2 separate regions of the Homo sapiens genome follow, and region 2 is linked to region 1. The links are chromatin loops, found by intact Hi-C in ENCODE. Cell type or tissue: ascending aorta. All regions are shown on one strand. Each heading gives the region's core, and the rest is flanking DNA. Links, peaks and the distances in the headings are about the cores only.

Region 1 (11,087 bases), core at 1,008-9,007:
TGAGAGGGGCAAGCCACATGAAGCCTTGATAAAATGTGAACCTTCGCTGATCCAATAGAGCGTGCATATGCACACACACAGAAACTGACACCAGCTAAAAGAAACACTCATCTACCCAAATTTCTAGTGAGGGAGCCCGTTTGAGAAACCCTTTTCAAGCATTTCAAGCATTGACAAGGTGAGGCAGGGGGCAGGCAGTCAGGAGAAGGTTATTTTGAGGGTTGGTTTAATTTATGGGGTTTATTTGTATCCTGTAACGTTCAGCAGGAAACCTTGTAAATGATGTTTGCATGCACTAAACTGTGATAACTGAACTGATGAGTTAAAGACTTGACTGAACATTTAATGTTGCTTATTAAATAATTATGACGAGGTTTGATGAATGGCTCTGAATCCGTGAACTTCCAACTGAGATTTTCAGCATGAGTTTCATTAGACAGACATGGATGGAGCCTGCTGCAACCCAGCTGCAAATGAGCTTACAAAACATTTGAACTGGAAACCTTCAGATGTGAATAATTCAGCTGTCTTGGTCTATCTTTCTTGGTCCCTAAACAAGTATTTCATTTTCATTTGATGATGAAGTGGAGGCAAATTATCCTATGTCTATGGGGCTCTCTGAAGCATCATTGCAAGATATCTCCATATGCACTTAATGAAAAATTAATCTGTATTCTTTGTAAAAGGAAAAAAAAAACTATTCAACTTAAAAACAAAAGTCTTATTCTGAGATGTTAATTAGCTCCCTTCCAGAATACTCAAGTGATGTGTGCACAATACAGGTGAGAGATGAAAAACACTACAATTTATTGAAGCCTGTGAACTTGTTCAGTATCTGAGACAGATTCATTTGTTATAATGACATGTGTCATCCACTTTTGAAATATCTCCATGTACTGATATAAAGGCTCATTAGACCACCCAGCAATATAATTTCAAAAAAGAAAGTATTGCAAATTTAGGATTTTTGTCCTATATCTTAACTCCCTTATGTAGCTGTGTCTATTCTTGATAGAAGATTTGATTTAGCTATCTACTGACAATTCATATTTGTGTTTTCTTTGCTGATAGTTTTTTTATAAAGACAAGCTGAAAATCAACCCATCAATCAAAAAGAAAGTAGTCTGTAGTGGGGTGAAAGAGATCAGATTTGAGAGAGGTGGGCTCCATTGAGAGCGGCAGTGGAAGGTGGTGGCTAGGGGCATAGAATATAAAACCTCACTAATTGTACCTAAATCCCAATTCTACCTCCACTAGCTGTACGACAAAGTACAAGTCTGGCAGCAAAGGTGTCCCTGAGTTCTAGTTTTGCTTTTCAAGTGGCTAAAACTCCATCTGGAAAAATCATTAAAATTCGTTGGCCTTGGTTGCCTCATCTGTGAAATGAAGCTATTGAATCCTGTGCATGCACATATTAAAATTTATTTGATGATTTAGCAAGTAGTTGTCCAAATAAAGTCTTTGTAATTACATAAGGGTATTCAATTGGTCCATAAAAGTGTAATTTTTAATAAAATTAATTTAAAATCTTTTAATGCAAGATCTCAATGTGAAGTTTTGTTTATAATGTGCTGGGTGTTGTTAGTGGCTTAGAAATGTCAGTGGACCTTTTCCTGAATTTCTGTCTCCTAAAAAAATGAAAAAGTATCTAAATTAATTTTTACATTAATCAAAAACAGTTTGGAAGCATTTAATAAATGACAGAGAAGCACTGAAGATCATAACTGACAATGCCTCCAGACATGATGACCATGACGTGATTCTGATGTTGTTAAACCATTTTTCCCTGGTACCCCTCCTGATGCAGTTTTTTCTCTTGCATTTATTGCCACTGATCTTAGAAAAGAAAGAAAACAAAGAAGAGAAAAGGTGTCAGACAGTGAATAGGAATGTACCACACCTTTGTACATAAGTTTGATTTAGAGAATCTGAAGAAATAAACAGTAGATATGAATAACATTCAAATCGTGTCCTTGAAGTTATTATTTTATGCCCTTATTGAAATATTCTATCACCTTTTTTAAAATGTATTCTTGGTGACTATTTCAGTCAACTTAAATAAAGGACTTATATATAGATTCCATAAGTAAAATAATAAATTTAAAAATTGGGACACATACGTATTTCTAACCAGAGAGTAGTACAGCCTGTTTTCCACTCTGCCTTGAGGGAAGGCTGCTAACTCACTCCTTCCTCCACTGCACAGCAAGCCAGTAGTGTCGCCTTGTTTATTAGCCTGTTTTCTGCTGTCCTCTAACACCCATTCCTGTATTTCTTCCACTCTTTTTTAGTCTCTGGATTAGAGAGCAAATCCAGGAGCAATAATCTAGGAATTCAAATGTAACTGTTCTCACTATTCCATGAGCAAAGCTGTATTCTAGCAAGTCTTCCTAATCTACTTCTGCATTGCTCTTCATTGAAACATTATTCTCCCTAACACCCTGCCCAGATATTTTATTTTTCTATCCTTTTTGGTTTCCTGGCATTCAACTCTAAGATTAAATGCTGGCCTTCCCTGAAATAACCCCTAGCCTTCTTTACATCTCTGTTTCCCAAAAACTATCTCCCCAGTTACAAATTTATGGTCATCATGACCTGTTTTACGTTTTGGAATTGACCAGAAAACTTCATTTTAGTGGGAATGACTGATAAATAACTAAAGCAAGTAGATCTCTTTAAAAGAAAAGAAGGAGTGTGGAATGTTCAGTTAAACACTATCTGGAAGAACTGGTGAATTTTATAAACCATCTGAAAACTAGTTCTTTGTACTATTTAGAAAGCAATTAACAGATAATTAGAATAATTAAGAATTGAACATGACTTTTTGGGGGAAGTGTTAACTATTCAACACACTACAGTACACATATTTTATTTAAAAATTGTACTGAATTATTATAATTATTTTTAAAATTTTAATAATAATGTATAAAACATTATTCTGTTGTCACATAAATAACTACATAATAGCTTTGATTTTGCCTTTTGACTCATAAGGCTAATGAATGAATTTGCTGACCTCTCTTCTATACCTACCAAAGCCCCATCCATGCCTAAATATTGGTCCCAGGTATCCTTTTCTATTTTGTACTTATCAATCATTTTTATAAGTGTCTTGAATAATTCTTTGTTTTTAAAGAACAGTTCTGACAGGAATTTATCTATCACACTATTTAATTACATTTTATTTTTCATAAAAGGAAAGGGACGTACAGTAGAAATACCACAGAAAAAGCGGTGTCTACACATGCAAATTAGTTCAGAAGTTTGTTTAATGTGATCAAGCTACTAATCTGAATGGTATAATTGATATAACAGGTTGTTCTGAAACCCATGATAGTTTAAATTTAACAGGTTTCTCCCACCCCTACTATCCACTCCCCTCAAACAAAAACCACAAAAATAATAAATAAAATAAAGCAAGCGTGCCTTTTAGTACCAAATATAAAATGTATATTTTTGGGTCCCAAAATTGACTTTGATAAATGGTGTCTACTTTTTGTCTAATATCAAATCAAAAAGGGAGAATGAAAGTATCCAAAGTGGGTCAATATTGCATCAAAAGGGAACAAATTATGGAGTTGGCTTGGGCTAACATTACAGCAACAATAACAAAATTCTTGTTCAATGTTAATGTGTGACACCCACATCAACATAACAGCAAAAGGATCAAGAATGAGGCAGGGTAAGTCATGAGGTCACTGAGATTTCTTAAAGTCCTGAGTCAGACTTCAACTGCCTTTGTGGAAAGTAGAACAGTGATGCCTTTGAAGAAAGCAAGCCATCAATCTTGTAAAATACCAAGGCAATCATTAGTAAAAACAAGTCAAACATCCATCCTCTTCTCCCACATTCCGCTACCCCCAAATAAACTGAGCATATTGTATAAGAAAAAGTCACATACACCAAATAATTTCCCACGAAGTTTTTATCTGCAAGAAACATTGTCAGAAGTTGTTAGATGCAAAATGAGAAATGAAAATCATCAGTTAAAATAAATAAACCAAATGATGCCAGAATGTTGTTCCAAGAAAAATTGTGACATTTCAATTGCCACAAAAATTCTGACACACAATAGATAACAACAAGGAAGTTCCAAGTTTCATTTATATCCAAGATTCTGGGGCAAGTGCTTTTAGTCTTTTAGGCAGTCAATAAACAGATGGTTTCGCTAGCATTCAAATCCCATTTTTTCCCCATTTGCTCTATAAAACAAGACAATCAGACTAAGGGAATAGTCATTCCAGTTTTACATAGTTGTCGTGTGCATGATAATCTGATGTGTATTTTTCTTGAAGATGTTTTGGAAGGGGAGAGGGGTGGTGTGTTTCTTTTTCCAAACAAAACCGTAACATTTAAAATTGTACTGTATCTCACAAAATGCCCCCTATCAGCAGAGAGTCACCCCAGATGCTAGGTCAGCAAGGTGAATTAGGGACCACAGAATTGCTTTGACCACAACCATGGAAACAAAAGCTGCAGGACATGCCAAAATGCCTAACTCCAAGGCATGATCTCATAGTTTAATATGATGGGCAGGCAACATAAAACTTCAGTCATAGTTCACAAAGGGAAAATGTAATTTCTTTCTCCTTCAGTGGCAGTGATTTATAATATTTTGGCTTTGGATTTTCTTAGGTTCAGGCGTTTTTTTTTTTACTGACTCCAGTTTGTGGACAAGATCCAGACTGGCAAGAGCTGCAGAGCCTGGAGATGGTGGGAAGGCAGCCCAGAGATCAGAGATCAAGAACAAAGAAGACTGAGGTCTAACCAAAAAAGAAATAAACTTTTGTCTTCCATCCGAGTCCAACTCTTTCATTTGGGATAATACAGCTTCCAGAGTTCCTGGGAACTAGACAAACCTCATGTTCCTTCCTTTGCCACAAGTTGAGCTAGCAAGGGCTGAATAGCCCTACTATGTTGAGCCAAGAATTAGGATTGATTCTTTTCTTGCTTAGCATTTTAACTTAGAAATCAACCCTGTGTTAAACAACATAGCCACTTGCAGTCTGTCCACAAAATCATCACATTGAACTTACTTCCAGGCAATAAGGAGTTTTCCCTTCCAGTTATCCCAAAATGTCTTTTATCACACACAAAAAAAATGGCCATAGTCTAATTGGTGTAAAAGATGTATGAGTATGTATATGAATAAGTGTGGGGTCATTATATACGTGTAGACTGCATACGTATTTTCCTTCAGAGTAATTTAACACATTCATTTTAATAAAGTATGAACACAAGGAACATTCCAATAAACAGATGTTTTCTTACATATATTTTTATCTCACTTCATCTGTATATACATAGTGATATAAAGTCAATTTCTTTTTGTTAATAACCGCTGAATCATTAGAGGACAATTATAGTATCTTGCCATTCTGATTGAAAACATCTTTCCAAATAAAATGTGTTACAATAGCTATTACAAGAGTTAGGTTTTAGTTGAGATAATGTATACATCATTTAAAAATTTTAAGGATGGCCAGGCATGGTAGCTCATGCCTGTAATCTCAGCACTTTGGGGGACCAAAGAGGAGGGTGGATCACCTGAGGTCAGGAGTTCAAGACCAGCCTGGCCAACATGGTGAAACCCTGTCTCTACTGAAAATACAAAAATTAGCTGGGTGTGGTGGTGCACTCCTGTAATTCCAGCTACTTAGGAGGCTGAGGCAGGAGAATCACTTGAACCTGGGAGCCGAGATCATACCACTGCACCCTAGTCTGGAAGACAGAGTAAGACTCTGTCTCAAAAAAAAAAAAAAAATAAGGATAAACCATACAGCCATTTCCCCTAGATGTTGTAGTTGTACTACTGCCTGGCTCTGAGATGATCTACATGATCTCTTAAGGTCTCTTAGCCTCCTTGAAGTTAATTCTATGGTGATACTATAAATCTAATGCAATTCAGTTGAGTCTTAGAAGGCCTTCCATGTGTGTCCAGCCTGAATAGGGGCTTTGGTAAGTGAGTTCCAGAAGAAAAACAAGGCCAGGGATTTGCCTTTGGCAAACGCACAATTGTTGTATTAAAAGAAGCAAGATCTATTATTTACACACAAGATTCAGAGAGACAGTGGGAAGAAGAGCACAGGAAAAGTATGATAGAAGAGTACACGAGGTTCTAAAATGAATATAAAGACAATAAATAGAATAATAAAAGGCCCCAAATGGAAAGACATGTTTGGGCAGGAAATCTCACAGATCTTTGAAACAGGAAGGATGATAGGGGTCAGGTAACACAAGGGAGAACCATGAAACTTAATTTCCTTAACCATTACTGCCCAAACCCCACTAAATGGGGAACCATGACTCCTGATCTCTCTGCACACATTGCTATTAGAGCGCACTACCTCTTCTGAGTTAGGCAGAGAAGTGTAGGAGGAATACTCTGCTAATAGAAATGACAGGGTTAAGTACATTTTAAATGGAATTTCAACCATGAGACAAAATTGATGCATCTCCTTTTATTGCTCAAAAGCCAATAGAATCCCTTGATCTATTCCATTCCATTTGTTTCTGTCCTGCTGAGCTAAAGGATAGAGAAGACCTTCCTTACTCCAATAAGTGAATAGCCCTGCCTCTCTCATTGCTGCTGTGTCTTTGCTGACCTATATTTCTTGCATATGGATGGATTACCACTAGTGGGTTCAACAGATGCTATAATATCATTATGCAAATGCAGGTTCACTGCCACTCGGGGATCCTATAGACTGATCACTTCATTATCAGCCTTATCAGAAAATACAAGAGAATTGTGTCCCGTGCTCAGTGGAATGAGAACATAATTTAAATGAAGTAGTTTACTGTCTGGCTCCTCTATTGGAGTAGGAGATGAGCACAGCTGACCTCAAAAGCTGGGATATCAACAGGCATAGCTCAGTAGAGGGACTGCCTGAGCTACCTTTCTGTGCTCTCCCTCCTCCCCTCTGCTCTGCCCTCTTCTTTCCTCCAAATAAGGACCTACATGAAGACATTTTACAGCATTTAATTTGTTCACCTGCTGTCATATATCCTTGAAGAATGTCTGCCTAGGAATAGAAACAGTTTAGCCCTGTGCCTAGAGAGACAGGTTGTTTAGTGAAAATCTCTCAAACCTTAGGATCAGGAAACCTGGATTCTACACACTGGGTTCACAGTATGACCTTGAGGATTTTACGTGATTCTTTTTTTAATTTTTTTTTTCAAGTCACTCGACCTATTTAGAGCTCTTGTCTATAAAATAAAGGAGTTAGTAAAGACTATCTGTAGAGCTTCTTTTAGCAGTAACATTTTATTGTTACCTGAAATTTTAATTTGATATATTTTTCCAAGGCTTATTCTATGAAAATAAAATGTGGCTATTGATACTTATTCCAATTAGAAATTATCACAGTTTCCTATTAAAATGGTGCATTTAAAATTATACTAATTCATGTAGTAGATTGTGAAATATAATGTGACATTAGTATTACTAACAAGACTAACAGACTAGAACTGGATCCCGAGTTCAGGTCCTGACACTGCCACCATGTGCTGGGCCACCTGACCCAGGTGATCAGCTCTGCCTTTATACCTAACCCAGAATGGACCTTCACATATTATCTTCCTGGAAAGTTCCAACGCAAATAAAACCTGGCATTCAATTTTCACCTTTTCTGGCAAATCTACCCTCTAGATCGTTATAACCCTCTGTTTAGATTTACTACAGCATCTCTCCTATTGTAATTTAGTTACGTGTTTTTGCATTTTTCTCTATTTCTGACTGTCGACTTCTTGAAATGGAGTCTGTCTTTTAAAATTTTTACATCTACTGCTGTCACCATGGTACACTATACCTGGCACATAATAGGGTTCTGTAAATGTTTGATTAACACAAGTCAGGAGATTCAGGAAGAGCTGATAACAAAGTCTTGTGAAAAGGTGGTATGAAAGAGAATGCCCCAGACTCAATGCCTGGGTCAGGTGGACATATTTTCCCATGGCCCCAAAGGAGAAGTGCCAGAAAAATATCTCCCAAAGACCTACAGTGCCTGTTGGAGGAGAAACTGACTCATCAACCTACAAAAGCTGTACCAAGCAGGTCTCGAGTTAATGTCAATGTTGCTGAGAGCCCTTCTCTAACTTCCAACTACATTGTCTCTGGGATTACTCCAAGCATGAGGGTCTGCCAACAGAAAGTAGAACAATTTTGGCTAGATTATGGAACAGAGTCTAGAGTCTACACCTAGCCTTTCATCTTGTGAAAGCTGTGCCTCTGAGACAATTCCACTGGCCTCTAACTCCCTGGACAAGTGAAGAGCAGTACTCACTGCCTTTAGGCTAGGAAGGCATCAGAAAGCCCAACTGTTAACTCTGGAACAAAGGTTTCACCCATCTAAATGGTAGGTTAATGACAGCTTTGCAATTATAATCCTAAAACTCATCATCTCTACCCAGATTTTTTTTTTTTTTTCAGAAAAAGCAGAAGCCCTAGCATTACTGGTGAATAAGTGAAAAAATGGTTAAGTAGACACAAGGTTCAGCATCTTCATTATTTAGCTGAGTATATCATAAAATGTTTAAATTTGAAGAGAAACTTAGAATTATCATATGTTACCATTCATTTGACAAAGAAAACCGAGGATGAGAAATGTTGGCATCTCTTCCTTGATTCCCTAATTAATCAGTGGTCACAGTTCTTCTTGCTTCTAATCTATCGTTATTCCCATAACATCAACTATGGGATCTGTTCTTTTGCATGAATCCTTTGCTTCAACTACTGATGGCAAAGCTTCTATAGTTGACTGAGATCCTCTTAAAGTCTAGTCACATTCTCTTGGGACATCACTTATAAGGGTTCAGGGCATCCCTTCATTGTGTAAATAATTATTGCATTACAATTGTTTGCCAGGCATTCTGGTCAAGCTATAGTGACATTCACAGGCAAATATTCTACATTTCCTATTTTATAGATACTTAGAATTTTACATAAACATATAAAATATTAATCATTACCCTTTTTTCCTCACCCTGTCATCCCCTGTATCAGCTAGCTATCCAATGACTAGCAAAAGATACATTGATCACTACGATGGGATCTTATGATTTAAAAAATGATGCTCAATTACAAATGGCCAACTCCCAAGAGATATTATTTTAGGGGAAGAGGGATACTAAACCTTAATCAGCTTCAAAGTTCTAAGGAAATCAAAATTGGTTGGGTAGATTTTGCAACTAGAATGGCACATTTTAGAAAGTGTGAGGGACCTATTTCCTCTGTTCTCAAGAAAGTAGCAGCATGTTGGACATATCTTCTGAAGTTGGGGATTAGGTGAGCATAGAGACCAGCACTCCCTCTCTTCTGAAGTTTTCAGAGAGTGTGAAGCCATGGGAGCACCTTGTGTCAGTGGAGCCTGAAGGAACTGTAGTGTAGTGTGTTAGGAAGGACAGGATGAAGAGGGCAGGATATCCCCATACCAGTTGCCTATGGGTCTCAGGGAGATTTAAAGATGAACATCCTGGCTCTTACAACCCCAAGGGAAGGTACTAAGAGGTTAGTCAAAGGACAGGAGGTAAAGGAACCATTGACCTAATATAGACAAAAGGAAGATCCAGCTACTACCTCCGGGTGATCTCCTTGCTAGGGAGACAGAATAAAATTGAATATTTCCTGAATAAACCCCCAAACTGCCATAATTCTTCATTTTTTCTCTTGCTGTCAAAGTCCACATATGCCGAAAGAAAAAGGTCCTGCGAGGATTAGAAGTGGGAATGAGAAGAGAGAGAAAGATAAAGGAAGAATGGATAAAGGCCAAAGTAAGTTTAAAATTATAAATTGGTTATTACTAACCAAATTAAACTGAAATTTTGCTGAATTAAATTGAATTCACAAGAACAGAAAAAGTAATCTGATATAAGTAAACTGAGGTTTCATAGCTCAAAGAAGAACTGTAGTCAAGATAACAAAACCAGTGTTTTCTTTGCACATGTCTGAATGGCAACAATTTATGCCTATTACAGGGAAAATGGAGGCTTAGCCTGAAACAAGCAAATCATATCAATTCGGAGAGCTTTATAACAGAGTAAAGAAAATGCCTTGGGAGGGGGATTACCAAGGACCCATGGGAAAAGTGGAAGGAAGATTAGGAAAGCTCTTCTTTGAACCAATTCTTGAAGACATAATAGTGGTTCCCCTTCCATAATCTTTGAGACAACTCTTGAAGACATAATAGGAGTTCACCTTCCATAACAGGTAGTCAGGAGGAAATTGGCAGGACTTGTTGTGTGGTCATAACACTGCTGACCAAGACAGAATCCGGTCTAGACAGGATAAAGTGAAAAAACTGGCAGGAACCAACAGATGGCAACAAATATGATTTCTGGCTGCCCTCATTACTCATTGGCATAAGACACTTCCACCAGCTCCATGACAATTTACAAATGTCACAGCAACAACTTGGAAGTTACTAATCCTTTCCAGGGCAAAGACATTGAATTACTACCCCTTTCCTAGAATGTTCTATTAACAAATAACCTGTCCCTCAATTGCACTAACCCACCTCTTAATTTGCATGTAATTGAAAGTGGGCTTAGGCAAGTCTAAATACAGTCACCAAGAGCCTATATATTGTGGAGTCTGAGTGCACAGCCTATGAGTTAGCCCAGCTTCTCAAGGAGCAGTATCATTCAATAAAAGATTGTTATCTTAAACCACTTTCTTGCTCTTGAATTCTTTCATGGGTGAAGCCAAAAACCCTCCCAGGCTAAACCGCAATTTTGGGGCTCCCCTGTCCTGCAATAGTAAGTTTTTATTTTCCAGGAAGTAAATGGTATATTTTAGGATACACAGACACTCTATATGGCTACAGTGGATGAAGCCAGAAAGATCCGGTCATCAGCCTCTAAAGGATAGAAGAGCAAGCTCAGGAGCTGAGGGCTAACTTATGAAATGCGGGGCCACTGAGTGTCTGATCAAGCCATGTGTCGGCAGGCTATGCTGTCACCCCTTTGCATGCAAATCAAGGGCTCATCACACAGAAAACAGTGAATGAATGTTCCAGGGAAAACAATCATTAACACTTCCTGAGTGGTTGCTGTGTGCCCAGCAAGCCTCCCCACACTCCACATATACA
Region 2 (11,087 bases), core at 1,793-9,792, 200 kb after region 1:
ATAGTCTCTTTGCTCCATTACTTTCCTAAATCACATGGAAATCACTTGCAGTGTTTCTAGGGCTAAACGAGAGTAAAAACAGGAAAAAGTGGCAAATTGGATGCCAGGGATGGCCCTTAAGCAGGCTGTTCTCACACGGTAACATGCTCTCTCCTTCTGAGGCCTGGTTAAATCTTGACTGAACTAATTGGATTATGCAGTGGTCAGTCTGTTAATGAAAGTGCTGCTCATGTATACAGCACTTTAACTTTCAGAGGATTGCAATATTTACAACCTAATTTTATCCTGATAGTAGCTTGAGTTAATTAACTAGGCTAAAACCTTTATCCTCATTTTCTAGATGACATAACTAAGGACCTGAGAAGTCTAGATTTATGGTGTCCAAGCTGAAAGTCTAGTTCATGTCTTGGGTATCCTGACTTAATTGATCATTTTGGCTTGTGCTACTTGAATTCAGCTTGAAGCTGGCTGAAATGACATGGTTGACCAAACCACTGCCAGTCAGAAACTCAGCCTCAGGCAACTGCTGCTGAAAGGAAAAAGGAGCCTTGGATCTATGTAGACAGCTACACTAGTCAAGTCTGATCAAATTTATTTATTCCCAGAATTATTGGATCAAGGTGGTTCAGACAACTTGTGTCTATACAGAGCAAAAAGATACTGAGGAACTAAATCAGTTACCTATAAATTTCTGACTTGAGGGTCCTAACTGCATTGAATCACTAACATTTGGTTAAGGATTGGCTTCCATTAATAGACATAGGCATTTTCTCCTTGGAAAAAGAAATGTTCTGTGAATAGTCTTTTAATTAAATAGCCACAATTGTATCATGAATGCCACTAGAGAAGGTAGAGTGAAGGAGTCATGCTAAAGTGGGATCTTAGGGGTGAAAAGTGGGATGATGGACATACACAATAAGTCAGAGAGGCAATAAAATAAAGTGACTGTAACAAGAAAACCATGAAGAAGGCATCAAACCCTACATGGGCTGTAACCATACTTGTAATGATCACTTAGTTGCTCCTTTCAACCATGAAATGTCAGGCATGGAATCATAGAATTTCAATCTTTAAAATTCCTGTATGGTTAATATTTTTCTCATGACATTTGTCACATCACATATATTTAAAGAATTTGAAAAGTACAAAGAAGAAAAGAACATTCATCCATATTCCTACCCATCATTAGACACCTTGGTGTCTTTAGGGTCCTATCCTCCACAAATCAGTTCCCTGATGCTGATACTGGTTCCTCCATGTGTCCCACAGCAGACTCACCCAGGACTGGACTTGAAAACCCAAAAGCTTTCCTTGCTGTCTGCCCTTATCTAACCACTGAAGCCTTGTGTTCTGTTCTTTCCCCTCCAGGCTTGGTTTCCAGATTTCCAAGAATACAGCCAGCTACTCTGGTAACCAATTTGTGCCAACATGTTGATTAATGGATACAAATGTGCAAATCACACCAACCTTTCTTCTCTCCTGGGTGATCTGTATGTTTTAGCTGTGAGATGCCTTCTGGAGCTGTAAGGCTTGATGCAATGGAAATAGCCATTGTGGAACCCAACCGAGAACTCTTTGGTAGCACCCGCATATCACACTAAATAGGCAACCACTTGTTGCAACTAACACTTAGTCAGCTTCTTTTGCCAGATGGTGAAAGCCGTAGATAAAAGAACCCAGAAATCCAACCCAAACTAGTTACTGAAAGGGCCCGGATAAAACTTGGCTCCACAGATGCTCATGAGCTGGGAAATGGCAGGCAAACATGCAGTGAGTTATGGAAGTCATGCAACAGCCCTGGCCTTCTCTGAGATTCATTTTTTTGCAGAAAGGATATAGTAACAGCTAAATTGGGTCAGATCTGCTGCAGTGGCTGGAATAAAATAACAAAGACAAAAGCTTGCTGTGCAAAGAATTATAGGACACATGAAACCCCATGAGACTATCTATGCTATTATTCACCAAGGCGAGCCTTAGATGTACCCGGAGAGACGTCTGCCTTCACCACAATTCTGGGTTTCAAGATAATGATGTTGGATGTTCCAGCCTCAGAACTGTGGTGAAAACTCCTAACATCATACCAGTGTCTTTGCATATCCCTGGCTATTGGGTTGGTGATAAAATAAAGGGAGCACTCTATACCTGCTCCAAACGGCTTTTGGCTGAGATTCTAACATTATAATAGCATTGGAAATTAACAATGTGCTAGAAATGTTTTGTCTATATTATGTAAACTTTATAATAACGATGAAGACAGATATGTATTTACAGAAAGAGAAACTGACTCCCCAAATTTTTACATAATGGGCTTGTGGTCATACTGTTAGCAAAGGGACAAAGCTAATATTGACATTTGGGTCTACATGGCCCTGAAGAACGTCTTTTTATTATTATGCCAAGTTATTTCTAAGATGCAAATGAGTCTGTGGAAATTCAAAAGATGCTTTTTTTTTGAGACCGAGTCTCACTCTGTCGCCCAGGGTTGAGCTCAGTGGCATAATCTTGGCTGACTGCAACCTCTGCCTCCAGGATTGAAGCGATTCTCCTGCCTCAGCCTCCCAAGTAGCTAGGATTACAGGCGTCCACCACCATGCCCAACTATTGTTTTTGTAATTTTAGTAGAGACGAAGTTTCACCATGTTGGCCAGGCTGGTCTCGATCTCCTGACCTCAGGTGATCCACCCGCCTCGGCCTCCCAAAGTGCTGGGATTGCAGGTGTGAGCCACCACACCTGGCCAAAAATGCTTTTCTTTTAGTTAGTCTCCATAAAGGTTGTATGATACTCACCCAGAGATTAAAGGCAATACACAGATGGAATGGCAATTCATCATAACTTCCAATTATTTAATTCACCTTCAGATTTCCACCCGTCAACTTCCTTTATTCCTTAAAATATCTGTGAGGTTAAAACACAAAATGTAAATGGTAGAAGAGGTTCAGCACAAATCCATCTTCCCCATCACTTTCAAAGACTACTTAACCTCCACCTAAGACATTCTGAGTTTGTTAAATGATAAATCCAAGTCAGCCAGGGGTCTCCAGAGGCCTTTTTGCTCTGTTCAGGACTACAGTTAGATGACTTCCAATTATTTTCCCCTTCCTAAGGATTCACAAAGATCAGTGTGTTACCTGAATGATGAGGCCAGATACTCTGAATTCAGATTTAGCATTTCCCAGTTTCACCCCTTCCCTCTCCATCTCAACGTTGTTTTTTCCAAGGAGTCTGTTACTTCCCTAGTAACCAGAGTAGGACAGGGCAGGTGCCATTCCCACTGTAGGGTACATGCAATGAGAGGAAGAAATTAACACCCTTACATATATACAGGGCAGTCCATTAATAGTCTAAGTTGAATTAATTAAGGCAATTACTAGTTTTCCCCTAAAAAGCAGAACACTTTAAACTCAGGGGGAAAAAACCAGAAAGTAGAAAAATATTATCTGAAGAAAGAGGCTATTTAAAAGCATGGAGCCTTGGAAAGTGCTATAACTCCTGGCAGATCTTGGAGGGCTCAGGAATGGGTCTCATGTTGCCTGAAAAAAAAATAATTTAACCTGGTTTTGCCTGGAACACTGAAGATTAACTCATGATTTGCACATAGAATAATCATTAAGGCAAAAGTTTTCACCTATTGATGATCTTTGCTCTAGAACTAAAACTTTACTGTAGAACAAAAACTAAAATCGATGTTCCCTATTTGCCAATTTTACACCCTTTGAGGTGTTAACCATAAATGTGTAAGCTTCAGATTTTCATTTCAGGTACAAACTAATATTTTAACAGGAAACCTCTGGTAACAATGTCATAACACAATAAAATCAGTCTATGGATACTCATTTCACTTAATGAGGCAGATAAGTTTGGCTAGGAAGGGCCATATAGTAATATAAATTCTCCTTAAGAACCAATCAAAAGTATGTAATGTGTATTGACTTTGGAATTCAAGCACAATGAAACCTTACTTACTCTGCATAATGTGGTCATTATTACTACACTATTAGTTTATTGAGCCACAGGAATATTAACATTATATCCTGTTGAAGAGCCTTGATTAGTTAGGAGTAGGTCAGAGAGTGAAAGTAAGTGAAGAAAATTCTAACCTAACAGTTAGAAACTACAAGAGCGTTGATTTTTTATGTAAAATATGGGTAGATGATCCTGGACTGACATAGTACTCTGAGATACCATGCTCCTTTAGTGCATAGTCTCAATCTCTTGGTCCAAGTGGCAGCAACTGCATTCTAGGTACTGTGTTAGTATGGAGAAAAGAAATGTCAGGAAAGGCATTTCCTGAAATTGTATATACCACTTTTACTATCATGACATTGGCCGGAATCATTCGGCCATGACTTGGTGCAGAGGAGGCTGGAAGTGTAATCTTTATTCCCAGTATTCATAAAAAATGTGGAAATTCTATTATTTTGGGGGAAGAATGAGTGAATTGACATCAGGTTATTTACCACAAGCTCTATTAAGAATTAGGCAAAAACTGGAAGAGAAGCCATCAAAGCTCAATGTGTGCATGTGGATGGGTGAGAAGGTGTGTGCTTTGTTTGTATTTTTCATAGCATCTATAACAGACATCTCCTTGCTGATGGGTTTCTACTCAAGAGACAAGACATGCATGTGGGGAAAGATATCGAGAGATACAGGTGGGAAACCAGAAGAGCCAATGAGTGATAGAAATGGGATGTGCAGTGGTTCTTCAGAGGATACAGGTTTTACTGTAGTCTTCAGCAGTAGGCTTCTGGGAGGAGTTGAGGGTTGAGGAAGGCCCCTGAAAATGCTGACATTCATAAGTAGGCAGAGAAGAGGAAGAAAAGACCAGGGAAGGGACATAGAATATTAAGCAATGGCATAAAAAGAAGAGTAAGTCTAATCCGGCTACAATATCCCTGCTGCACAGTGTAAGACAAACATTTTTCATTTTTAGTTTCTGTCATTTCAAATATTTATTTAATACAAATATTTCTTTTCTTTTCTTTCTTTTTTTGTTTTTGAGATAGAATCTTGCTCTGTTGCCAGGCTGGAGTGCAGTGGTGCACTCTCATCTTATTACAACCTCCGCCTCCCGGGTTCAAGTGATTCTTCTGCCTCAGCCCCCTGAGTAGCTGGGACTACAGGCACACACAACCACACCCAGCTAATTTTTACATTTTTAGTAGAGATGGAGTTTCACCATGTTGGCCAGGATGGTCTCAATCTCTTGACCTCGTGATCCTCCCGCCTCAGCCTCCCAAAGTGCTGGGATTACAGGCGTGAGCCACCATGCGCGGTTACAAATACTTCTTTAATGCCCAGTCTGCATCTAATACCTAAGAGTCATGCACCTAAGAGCCATGACTCCATTCAGAACCCTTTCCTTGAGAACCACGTAAATTATTCAAATAAATATTTTAGGGAAATATATAAAATTATATAAGGCTTAGTGTACAGAATCGGGTGAAATAATGGTGGAAAAGAGCTGAGACATGTAGACCAAACAGAATCAAAATCAATAATTAATCTGAATTAACCAGGTAATAGAAAGGAGAGGATTATAGGGTTAAAAATAAAAGACAAAAACCTGATGAACTTAAATAATCATCTCCTCTTGTTTTTTGTCTATGAAGTGTCAGAGAAGGGTTTCTTCTTTTCTTCCTTCTTTTCTTTTTTTTCTTTCTCAGTGTAGACGTTCCTATTAGACTATAAGCTTGAGGAATGCCAGGACTACATCTGTCTTCATTGCTGCTCTACTTCCAGTGCCTAGCAAATTGAAAATGCAAAAATATTTGCTGAATCAAATTGAAATCTTAATCACAAATATGTATATGTATGCATTTAAGAATATTACTTGTGTAACACATATAAATGCAAACCCAAATATATATAATTAAAAATAGGCTCATAAACAAATTTGATTGCAGAACACCAAATTTTAAAATTTTTTGTACTTATTTAAACAATGACTGGAAGCAGCTCAGAAATGTTTGACTGTATGCAGGTCAATGATAAGAACACAATAGTTATATTTTGCTGGTAAAGTCATTTTAAACTTGTGAATCATGTACCTACATATGAGTGTTTAAGAAACTATTTAACCTTTTACAAAATATTGTCTTTGGGTTTATTAATTTATTGTATCTTTACTGTCTTTTTAATTAATTTCTGCTATTATTTAAAATATTTATTATTTCCTTTCTTCTGCTTGTATAGATTTATTTTGCTGTTCTTTTTCCTAACTTCTGTAAACTGATAATGAGATGATTGATTGATTGATTTTTTAGCTTCTACAATTTTCCATTATATATGTTAGGGCTACAAGTTTTATTCAAATCATGACTTTAGCTGCATTGCCAAAGTTTCATTATATTGTATTTCAGTTAGTTATAATCTATCATCGTGATTTTTATTGTGATTTCTTCTTTGACTCATGAACTATTTAGAAGTACATTGCTTAATTCCAGATAGGGATTTTATGATTTTAATGGATTACCTCTTTGATACTAATTTATAGCTAATGCCATTTTTTAATTTTAATTTTTGTGGGTACATACTAGGTACATTTAATATTATTTATTTATTCTTTTTTTTTTTTTTTTTTTTGTAAAAGCAGGGTCTCCCTATATTGCCAAGGCTGGTCTTGAATTCCTGGGCTCAAGCGATCTTCTTATTTCAGCCTCCCAAAATGCTGGCATTACAGGTGTGAGCCACCATGCCCGGCCAGTTAATTTTATTTTGATCAGAGATCATTCTGTGACTTTTAAAATGTTTTAATCCTTTGAAATACGTTAAATCATGCTTTATAGTTCATGAGCCATGCACATCTTTCCAGTTTTTCCATTTGTCTATGCTTGAGGCTGGATATATTTTATTGTCCTAACTGCCAGTTTACCAGTCCTCTCTTTCATTGTATTTAATCTGCCAATAAACCCATTTATAAAACCCTTACTTTCTGTCACCGAGTTTTTTCTTCTAGAATTTCTATTTCTTTTCTTTTTAATAAGAGGTATGCATCTGGTTAACTTTTGCAACTTCTCTTTTTCTAAATATGTAAATAGCAGGTATTTTACAATCCGTAACTGATAACTCCAAAATCTGGATAACATTTTACTGCTTTATTCTTTTTTCTTTTATTCATCTTTTTAAATGCTTAGTAACTTTTTAAGTTTTTTAATTTGACACAGAATAGATGTACATCTTTTCAGAGTATATGTGATAATTTAGTATATTCAAATATATGTCTTTTCTTTATGCATATTATTCTCTTTTAGCTACTTTAAAATGTACAATAGATTGTTGTAAACTATAGTCACTCTACTGACCTATTGAACACTAGGTCTTTTTTCTTTTATCTAACTGTGTATTTGTACATATTAATAAACCTCTTTTCATTCCTCTCCTATGAGTCCTAACCTTGGGGAACTCGTAATGCCTAGTACTATTGATTGAATGCTAGATATTATGTACAAAAATTACAGAAGTTCTGGTCAATGTCACATTCATCTGGAAAAAATGTATTTTTGATCTTTATGAGCAGTTTACCTTAATTTAGTCAGATATTGAACTGATTTGGAGCTGGACTTCTATCACTCTAAGGCCTATTCCATTTTGATCAGAGATCATTGTGTTTCTAGGTTACCCTTACCTTTAAGATGAAGGCTTCAGGAATTTTAGATGAAAGCCTGGGAATACTTATCAGAACTCCTCTTTCTTGGTGGAGCCTGAACTATAAATTTTTTTTCACATATTTTGTCTGCACAATAACTCTGTTTAGATTTTTAGCCTGTTAGTGTGTTTTCTCTTTGACCTCTCAATCTCCTGTTTGGGAACCATCATACTCCTCACTAGGAAAAACGGTATAAGAGTTTAATTATTTGTGTTTTTCTTCTCAGTGTCTTTGGTCCTTCAAGTCCTAGCTGCCTTGGAAGCCCTAAACTGCATTTTTTTTTTCTTCTCAGTTTCTGATATTATCAGACTCTGCTCAGCTCTTCTACCTTTTTGCTTCTACTTTCTACTTCGTTTTTCAGACTCTTGCTTTATGTGAGTTTTCTGAATCAGCAAATGCTTTGAGGAAAGAAATAGTGAAGACTACCAGGTTTTCCTCAATGCATTTTCCTTTTTGAGAGAATCCTGGCACCTAACGTTTTGACTTCCTTGATTGTTCTCAAATGCCTTCGAAGAGATGTGCTTTATTCTAAGCAGGTGAGTAGGTACAATGCAAGTTACTCCATTGTAGCCGGAAACAGAAATCTATTTATTTCTCCATATAACTAAAAACCTACTATAAGTTACCCTTAGTGTTAACCTCAAGTTCTGCTTAGCCAGCAAAGTCATGTAGAGTGATACAGAGAGCTGGGGAATTTCAATAACAGAGTAGAGGGAGATCACGGTAGAGAAGGATCTGGTTGGAGCTTGCAAATAATCTGGTAACTACTCCTGAGAAGGTGATCCAATCGGTTGTTGCCTCCTCTGGCCAGGACTCCTGTATGTCTTCAGCTGAACTGCTTCCCTTCTCTAGGTCTCTTTCCCCCCCAAGGCCAGAGTCTCCTGAATGTTAGTGTGTATGGCCAGGTAGGACCCCATTTGTGTTTTCCTTCTCTGTGACTTTGGCCCTTCAAGTCCTAGCTGCCTTGAAAGCCCTATGGTGCATTTTTTTTCCTTCTCAGCTTCTGATATTGTCAAACTCTGCTCAGCTTTTCTACCTTTTAGCTTCTACCTTCTACCTGCTGTTTCAGACGCTTGCTCCATGTGGGTTTTCTGAATCAGCAAATGCCTTAAGGAAAGAAATAGTGTAGAATATCAGGTTTCCCTCAGTGCATCTTCCTTTTTGAGAGAATCTTGTACTTTACATTTTGACTTCCTTGCAGTACCTCTTCAGAATCACAAGGGCTAAACAGGTAAGTATCTGATCTAGGCACTACAGGGAAAGCTTGATGATAAATACAGAAAATAGTTTATGCAGATGTTTGTTTGTGGGGAGGTATCAAATGTTAGGGATGAGTTGTGGCATGGAGAAATCTATGGCAAGGAAAATCCCTAGTAGTAGTTAGTATCCAATAAATACTTTGAAATCACTGAAGCAGAGTGCTTCTTTCCCTCCTTCACTTAAAATCCCCTGGGCAAGACAGAACACTTGTATTTATACTAGAGATACAATACTTCTGATTTTTTTTCCAAGCTAACAGATTTAGCTAACTAACTGAAAACTAGACCTTGAGTAAAAGCTACTGAGTAGATAAGAGAAACTGTTTTTACAATGTATGAGGACATTTTCAGCAGCATCTCTCATGCTGCCTCCTCAGTTCTCCTGCTGGTGTCTTCCCTCCCTCTTCACAATAGACAGACTGATTTCCACATAAACTTAAATCCCATTCAAACCAATCTGATTTAAGGAAAAATTTTAAGTAATCTTTTCATCTCCCTTTTAACCAATAGGGTGATAAAAAGAAACTGGTTTGTGCAAGTCTTGTTGGAGCAGCCTAACATGATCTGGTGCTGAATATTTAATTTCCTGCCAGGATAGCCTATTTCTGTACTGATCATTGGACATGACTCACTGCCCTACAGTGGTTCCACTCTGACCAGTAGGATCCCTCCACTGAAGTTTCAGAAACAGAGATGCCTTCTTGGACATCCCCTCTGTGGATTCGTAGAACTCCCCATTTGCTGTAATCTCTATTATGACCATCATTTCCCATTGGTCTGATTTGCCTTGTATCCGCATTGCCAGATGTAGGTCCCTGCCTTAGTCTTGCAATCTCCTTCCTTCTCCCGGGGTCATGAGCAGGTCTTCCAGAGGCTGGTGGCAGGGTGTTGCCACCCTAGATTTACTCTCACAGTGTCCTGTCTGCTTATTGGCACACCCACAACTTTATCTTTGACTCTTTATCTCCATTGTGTCTAAACTTAGTGTCGCTGGGGGAAGGCTTGCCCTGCTTATCTTGCTGACCCATGGCTTTCAGCCATGACTTTTACCCAAAGTCTGTCACACCTTCTTCACAGACACAGCATTAAGTTCCAACTCTTTTCACACCTGCTCTGGCACAACTAATAAATATATAAATCCTAAGATAAGGAATATAATTGCCTTCTATCAGCCTTGTGTTTTATTATGCTAGAGAAAAGGCGTAGTCACTACTTTCATTAAAGAGGCATTCTTATTGAAAGACTAGCATGCACAAACAAGTCAACATTTTATCTTATGCATGAAGGTTTAAGAAAGTTAAGTTTTATTAGCTTGTTCATTTTATTTTTCCTTTCTGTTCTCAAACTTGAGAATATTGGTTAGAGGTAATTGCGTTATACATCACAATGCTGCAACCATATACAGGTTGCTGCAGTGGTTAAAGCATTAGATACAGATAGTAATACTATCTAAAAGTTGTTACATCACCATAAACAGAATTTTATTATTATCATTATTATTATTATTAGAGACGATAGCTCACTCTGCCACCCAGACTGGAGTGCAGTGGCACAGTCACAAGTTAGAGCAGCCTATACCTCCCAGGCTCAAGCAATCTTCTCACCCCAGCCTCCCGAGTAGCTAGGACCACAGGTGTGTACTACCATGCCTAGCTATTAAAAACAAATGTTTTGTAGAGATGGGGTCTCCCTATGTTGTCCAGGTCGGTCTCAAACTCCTGGGCTCAAATGATCCTGCTTCTTCGGCCTCCCGAAGTGCTGGGATTATAAGAGTGATCCACGGCACCTAGCCCACAAACAGAATTTTAAATGACTTGATGAAATGATACAAAAAATAAATATAATCCAGGTGATGTGGAAACCACTCTCATTTGCTTGCCATCTTATGTGTCAGACACTGTGCTCTACTGTCTTATACACATCATCTCATTGTTTAGAGAGAAGGAACTGACGGTGGAGAAGTTGAGGAATAAAATGAAAATGAATATACACACACATATAATTTAATCGGTTGAAAAAAATGTCAGACAGGGCTTGATGAAAATTATTTTTAGATACAAGTTTTTTTCCCCAATTTTAAATAATGGATGATACAGAGTGATTAGAGACAATATTATGGGTTTCCACAATATTGTCCATAAGGAAATGTATTCATTTATAATACTATGGGAGATGTCCAGGT

What was found. Hi-C counts contacts between places; a loop is a spot of excess contacts. Peaks named below come from ENCODE experiments on the same cell type or tissue, not always from the same donor. Only the 100,000 strongest peaks of a DNase experiment are listed, where the experiment ranks them.
Region 2: it touches region 1 in a loop (2.1-fold over the local background); 2 of 110 quality-filtered maps call a loop at or near these places.

What each region holds. Positions count from the first base shown.
Region 1 is chr18:44,460,892-44,471,978 of GRCh38, forward strand. All of the region lies in intron 2 of LINC01478 (long intergenic non-protein coding RNA 1478), which reads right to left. Among named protein-coding and RNA genes, the nearest start is that of LINC01478, 65 kb to the right of the region's middle. In ascending aorta, for the core only: no CTCF peak of the experiment used is centred there; no DNase peak of the experiment used is centred there.
Region 2 is chr18:44,658,937-44,670,023 of GRCh38, forward strand. It overlaps LOC105372089 (a long non-coding RNA gene), which reads right to left and starts at 5,722. Exons shown (of 4, transcript XR_935417.3): 1 at 5,565-5,722; 2 at 3,130-3,272; 3 at 2,788-2,896. In ascending aorta, for the core only: no CTCF peak of the experiment used is centred there; no DNase peak of the experiment used is centred there.